2 separate regions of the Homo sapiens genome follow, and region 2 is linked to region 1. Evidence: chromatin contacts called from ENCODE Hi-C or POLR2A ChIA-PET data. All regions are on one chromosome and are shown on one strand. Each heading gives the region's core, a stretch centred on a gene start or an enhancer-like site at or near the end of the contact. The rest is flanking DNA. Distances are from core to core; before and after follow the strand shown.

The links. Hi-C counts contacts between places; a loop is a spot of excess contacts on that map. ChIA-PET counts read pairs that join two places held with the same protein, here RNA polymerase II (POLR2A).
Region 2: POLR2A ChIA-PET joins it to region 1 with 12 read pairs in B cell. The contact joins the promoter of NKAPL here to the promoter of H2BC5 in region 1. A Hi-C loop is called at or near these places in 1 of 37 single-sample maps with no recorded cell type. POLR2A ChIA-PET finds 5 or more read pairs at or near these places in 1 of 52 experiments (B cell).

Annotation. Positions count from the first base shown.
Region 1 is chr6:26,156,542-26,159,691 of GRCh38, reverse strand. It overlaps H2BC5 (H2B clustered histone 5), which reads right to left and starts at 1,570. Exons shown (of 1, transcript NM_021063.4): 1 at 1,085-1,570. The coding sequence starts at 1,522. The coding sequence ends at 1,142. H1-4 (H1.4 linker histone, cluster member) reads right to left here. Exons shown (of 1, transcript NM_005321.3): 1 at 2,577-3,150. The coding sequence ends at 2,642. RefSeq lists silencers at 1-191, 2,520-2,569 and enhancers at 1,190-1,239, 1,379-2,130, 2,860-2,939, 2,884-3,150.
Region 2 is chr6:28,258,025-28,260,921 of GRCh38, reverse strand. It overlaps NKAPL (NFKB activating protein like), which reads right to left and starts at 1,625. Exons shown (of 1, transcript NM_001007531.3): 1 at 1-1,625. The coding sequence starts at 1,550. The coding sequence ends at 342. It also overlaps a transcript of ZKSCAN4 not described here. RefSeq lists a silencer at 1,538-1,617.

The DNA of each region.
Region 1 (3,150 bases), core at 321-2,820:
ATCCATCACTTAAATTCTCCCTCTCAGCCAACATTTGACTCCAAACCTAGCCTCATCCATCTCACATTTTTCACGTCTCAAGTATTTGTTCCTTTCCTTCTGGCCACTCCCTCCTAGTTCCCTCCCGACTCTTTTCCGAGATTCTTTTTCTCCCGCAATCATCCATTCCCCAGCAGTGAAAACCTTTTGTCATCATCCTACCTTGTGCAGCAGAAGCTACATCCTGCCAGAAGGAGGTTTTCTTTCCCTTTCTACCTCCTCCAGTCCTCCGTACTCAGGGGCATCTAGGAAAGGATAAATTGTACTGCAAAGGGGGCTTCAGTCCTGCGATAACTATTGCCTACGTGCAGTCAGGCACCTTAATGATTGACTATTTGGTTTCTGCCGTTACCCGGAGGACTTTTAACCTGAAAGCTGCCAAAAAAAAAAAAAAAAAAAAAAAAAAAAACCTATAAATTAAATGACTTTCAGAAAAAGACGGTTTAGCAAAAGAATTTTAAGGTGTCTCAGAAGCTGCTTCTTTTTCCTGCACCTCAGCGCCTAGGATCCGCCTTTCCCTGCCCCACTCGCTTAAGAGCTTCAGACAGAAACTGGCCCAATTACAAAACAAATCAGAAACCTTTGTAATAGTTCCGTGTTCAGCTCACATTGTCTTCAGCCTTTACTTGCAGTTATTACATATCTGCATGGTAAAAATTTTACAAGAAAATGGGCGGGGGTGGTGGTGGAGAAAGCTCCAAACATAAGGAAGTTGTCAAGAGCGTGCACTTTCGTGCTCAGGGCGGGCCGTCACCACACCGAGTCCCGGATCAACATCACGATCAACTTGGAAATCTGCACACGGAAACCAAAGAGCTGTACATTTACAATACTTTCAGTTTATGCTAGTGTTATGTGATACTAAATGAGCTAACGATCTAATACGTACCCATAGCACTCAATTTCTAGTACCTATTGTTATTCCCTGTAACTTCCAAGTTATTTCCTCTGCAGTACTAACGTAACATTAAAGATTGGTACTGTGGTGCTAAGTCCAATAACCCCCCTTTTGAATGAAATGATTACAACTCATTTATTGAAAACATGCGTGGCTCTTAAAAGAGCCTTTGGGATTAGGTGTAAAGATGCTTACTTGGCAAAGTTACTTGGAACTGGTGTACTTGGTGACGGCCTTGGTGCCCTCCGACACGGCGTGCTTGGCCAGCTCCCCCGGAAGCAGCAGGCGCACGGCCGTCTGGATCTCCCTGGAGGTGATGGTCGAGCGCTTGTTGTAATGCGCCAGGCGGGAAGCCTCGCCTGCGATGCGCTCGAAGATGTCGTTGACGAAGGAATTCATGATCCCCATTGCCTTGGAAGAGATGCCGGTGTCGGGATGGACCTGCTTCAGCACCTTGTACACATACACTGAATAGCTCTCCTTGCGGCTGCGCTTGCGCTTCTTCCCGTCCTTCTTCTGAGCCTTAGTCACCGCCTTCTTGGAGCCCTTCTTTGGGGCAGGAGCAGACTTGGTAGGTTCAGGCATCGTAGCGTTAATAGTTAGAACACTGTTGCAAACACCTGAGAAAATAATCACTCCCGCCGAGGCCCTGTTCATTTATAGATGCGGTATTCAAATGAGGTTAATCAGATTTCGTTTATGATTGGATTAATTTTAGAGTGTCGTCACAAATGCCAATGTAAACGACACTTAAAAGTCTACCTTTTCATTGGCTATTTCGTTCCTTTACTTGTACCCAATGAGAAAGCCCAGACCAGACTACCCGAGGCTACTATAAATAGGCCTCTTTAGGCAAGACAGCTGTGCACTTCGCTTGGAGCAGTTGGTTTTTGAGATCCGACTTTTTTAACATTGTGGTGTCAGAACTTACACCGAAAGATACTTAACAGATTAGGAGAACTCACATTCCTTTCTTCCTTTAACAAAGTATGGGACTCGTTGCATACAGAAGCCGTGCTAATTGGGACATCCCCCCCCCCCAAGTCTGTCAGTTTTACGTTTCGGCAAGTCCTTAATCCATCCAAATGCCACATTTAAGGACCAAGTATTTTTCTGCAGTGTCGGTTTCTAATTTTCAGTTATGTGGCAGTAGTCTCCCCAAGCACTTGAAATGTAGCCCTTCGGAAATAATGTCAGTACTATGCCACTTGTCCTAAGACGTACTCCTCTGAAGTCCCTCACTGCCTGCCATACTCGATAGGGATAACCAGTAGGCTTGTAACCAGCACAGAAACTGATACACTGTGCCGTGTTTGGAACTCGGAAAAACCCAGCTTAGAAACCCGGGAAAATCCCAACATTTTTTTTCCCATGCTATCTGGAGGCCAGGGCCTGCTAAAAGTGCAAAGCACAAGGGAGGCCCAAATGGGTTCAACTCCGACACTCGAGAACGCAAAATCGAGATGACGCCACTGCACTCCGGCTTGGGCGACGCGACGCCTTAGTCAAAAATAGCTCCGGAGACACACAAAATCCCACTCCTCTCCCCGACTTTGTTCCCGGGAGACCCGCCCCTGCTTAGCAGCGTTTTCCCGAGCCACGCCCCCTAATAGTGCAACAGCTCTTTTACTGAGAGCGGTGGGTGGCTCTGAAAAGAGCCTTTGGGTTGTGTTGGGCTTCTAAGCAGTTGGCCAAAGGAACTTTCTACTTTTTCTTGGCTGCCGCCTTCTTTGGCTTGGCTGCCTTGGGCTTGGCGGTCTTTGGTTTAGCCGCCTTGGGTTTAACTGCTTTGGCCTTCGCTGGGCTCTTGGGCGCCTTTTTTGGCTTGGCTGCTTTCGCCTTTTTCGGGCTTTTCGCTTTTTTGGCTCCAGCAGCTGCAGCCGGCTTCTTCGCCTTCTTTGGGGTCTTCTTGGCGCTCTTCTTGGGGGTGGCCGCCCCCGTCGCCTTCTTGGGCTTCTTCGCCGCTCCTGCTGGCTTCTTGGCCTTGGCCGCGCCTGCCTTTTTAGCCTTAGGCTTGGCTTCCCCAGAGGCCGCCTTCTTGTTGAGTTTGAAGGAACCCGACGCGCCGGTGCCCTTGGTCTGCACCAGGGTGCCCTTGCTCACCAGGCTCTTGAGACCCAGCTTGATGCGGCTGTTGTTCTTCTCCACGTCATAGCCAGCGGCTGCCAGCGCTTTCTTGAGAGCGGCCAAAGATACGCCGCTGCGCTCCTTGG
Region 2 (2,897 bases), core at 376-2,875, 2.1 Mb before region 1:
TATGCTGCAACATATACTCTTGTATATGCACAGAATGTATATTCTGTATATAAGACACCAAAATATATATTTTTGGGGGAAAGGTGTCAGGGGCTAAAGTGAAAGATTCACTTTTTACTAACTCTCCTCCTATAATGGTTGAATATTTTTAAAACCATGTGCACATATTACTTTTTAAAGTTAAAATAACAAAAAATAAGCTGCTAAAGATATCTCAAAAGAAGCTTTTTCCTGAGGGACTTACTAATATGGTAAGTACAGTAGCACTGTAAAGCCTTTTAACACTTTTGGTCACATAAAATTTTTGTTGTTAAAATTCCTGCTGTGCAACAAGTAAGTCCTTACTTGTCATCTTTCTCTTTTGTCTTTTTGTGCACCATCTCTCGGAAACTGGCTAAAATCTTACTTTCTCTCTTTCGTCTCTCTTCTTGGTTAAAGGATGCAAGAGCTCTCTTCTCATCAGCACTGTAGATCTGGTTCTCCTTACGCAGTCGTACAGCCTCCATTCTGCGATGCCTGCTACCACTCATGACATAACCTGAGCATTCAAAAGAACCGATCTCTTCACTTGTCAACCCAATTTCACCTCTTCGTGGGATTCGCTTTCCAGCTTTTACATACTCAGCCATAGCTGCACCTTCACCGGGAAGCAAAGCATGGCCATACTTCAAAGGTTTTTCATCTTGAGAGGTATGTATTATAGGTGCTTCTGGCCCTATTAAATCCATAGTATCTGCCACATTTGGCTGCTCCATCCAGGTAGCTTCTGACAAGTCCTCTTCTGAGTCTTTACAGCTTGAGTCACTGGATTCTTTTTTGGTTTTCTTATTCTTCTTTTTCTTTGTTTTGTGTTTCTTTTTCTTCTTTTTCTTCTTGGCTTTAACTCTCTTTTTATCATCATCAGAGTCAGAATTTGTGTCAGACTCTGAGTTACTGTCACTATCAGAATATTTCCTATGCTTTCTTTTAGACGACTTATTCTTTCTTTTTTTCTTGTTTCTTGAACGACTGGTCTTCTTTTTCCTATGTTCTTCCGAGTTGGAATCTGAACTGCTGCTTTTCTGATGCGTTACCTCTTCTTCATCCTCAACTGGGGTATGTTCGTCAGAATCTAGCTGAGGGAACTTTGGAGACGGCCCCCACACTTCAGGCGCTCCCAATTCCCCAATCCTCTCTCTCTCCTTCAGCCTCCTCTGCCGATGGCTCTCTTCCTTCTCGTAGTCTTCCGCTGACTGCCGTTCTTCTGCATAGCAGTGACGATGGTAGCGATATCCACTATACGAGGTCGACCAGGAGGACGCGAAGGCGTAGTTGCGGAATCTTGGGAGCCGCCCTCGCGACCCAGAGCGACTAAAGGGGTAAAGAGCGCCCACGTCCAACTCACTCCAAGGAGGCCTGAGGCCCTCACGGCCGCGGGAGTGAGAGCGGGAACAGCCATCCCAAGAGGAACATCTGCTCTGCGGGGATGGTGGGCTCCCCGAGGAGCTGCGTCGCCTTCTCCGAGAGCCCACGATGTCCTCGGAATAGCTGGACCGGGATACTGGGGGCATGAGCCGCGCCTCAACGCTGGGCGGTTGCTACAGACCCAGAGGCTGGCTGGTGATTCGCGGCCACGCAGGCGCACTAGAATCGGCCTCCCACGCACGGCTTCCGCTTCCTGTCAGTTACCAAACGGAAAACGAATCCGCGCGTGTGCTATGTGGGGCGGGCCTTGGCTGCGTGAAGGCTTCTTGTGGGAAGTAGGTAGGATTAGGGTGCGCCTGTTTTTAGGACTTATATTCCCCAACTTGAGCCGTGTGGGAACATAAAAGGACGAATTTGCGTCAATGATCCCCTCTACTGTTGGAACACCCACTTCTCTTTTTCGATTTCGCTTTTACCATTTTGCTTCTCACCCTTTGTTCTTCCCTTTCATTTCCACCTCCTTAACTTTACCCCTCTGTGGAAGATCCCTACTACCAACGCTCCTCCTTTTTTCCTTCCTAAAAAAGGAACTTGTCCACCCTCTTCGTGGAGGAAATATGTTTAATTAATCACTTCCCAACCCCCCTTGTTACCACTGGAAGCAAGAACCAAAACTTCTTTTGGAATCAGTTTGAGCTCACCCTCTAAGCTAGGTGAAGGCCAAAGTCGTACTTTTTTTTTTTTTTTTTGGAGACAGGATCTCACTCTGTCGCCCAGGTTGGGGTGCAGTGGCACGATCATGGCTCAGGGCCGACTTGACTTCCTAGGTTCAAGAGATCCTCCCGAGGAGCTGGGACTGCAGGTGCCCACCACCACGCCAGGTTGATTTTTTTAATAATTATTTGTAGAGACCGTTGTCACTTTGTTTCTGAGTCTGGTCTCAAACTCCTGGGTTCAAGCGATCCTCCCACCTCAGCCTTACAAAGTGCTGGAATTACAGGTGTGAGCCACCATGCCCGGCCCAGAGTCATGATTTTAATTATTAAATTCACAGACTTTTCCACCCTAGAAACACACAGAAGCATCCCACTCGATCTTGTAGACAGATGTCTTTCTATCTAGGGAGACTTCTTCAGAAACTTTGTAGTTTGGAAACCACTTTCTCGATACACATTAGATCTCACTCTCAGAAATGATAAACGTTTTATGCAAGATCATTTATCTCTCATCTTAAAATGTAAATAGGCATTAACATCATCTTGGTTCTCTCTAATTAAGTTGATCTGCTCAGTTGTTTGACAGCCAGGTCAAAACTTAAGAATGATGCCTTCCTGATGCTAGAACTCTAAACAACAAAATGGGGGAAATTAAATTGAATAAGACCAAATCATATCATTTGCTCTAAGTAGAATTTTAGTACTTTGATTGAAGGGGATAAGAATTGGTTCCATACATAAATTATATGAATTTAGGAACTGGTAAACAGCAGGGAG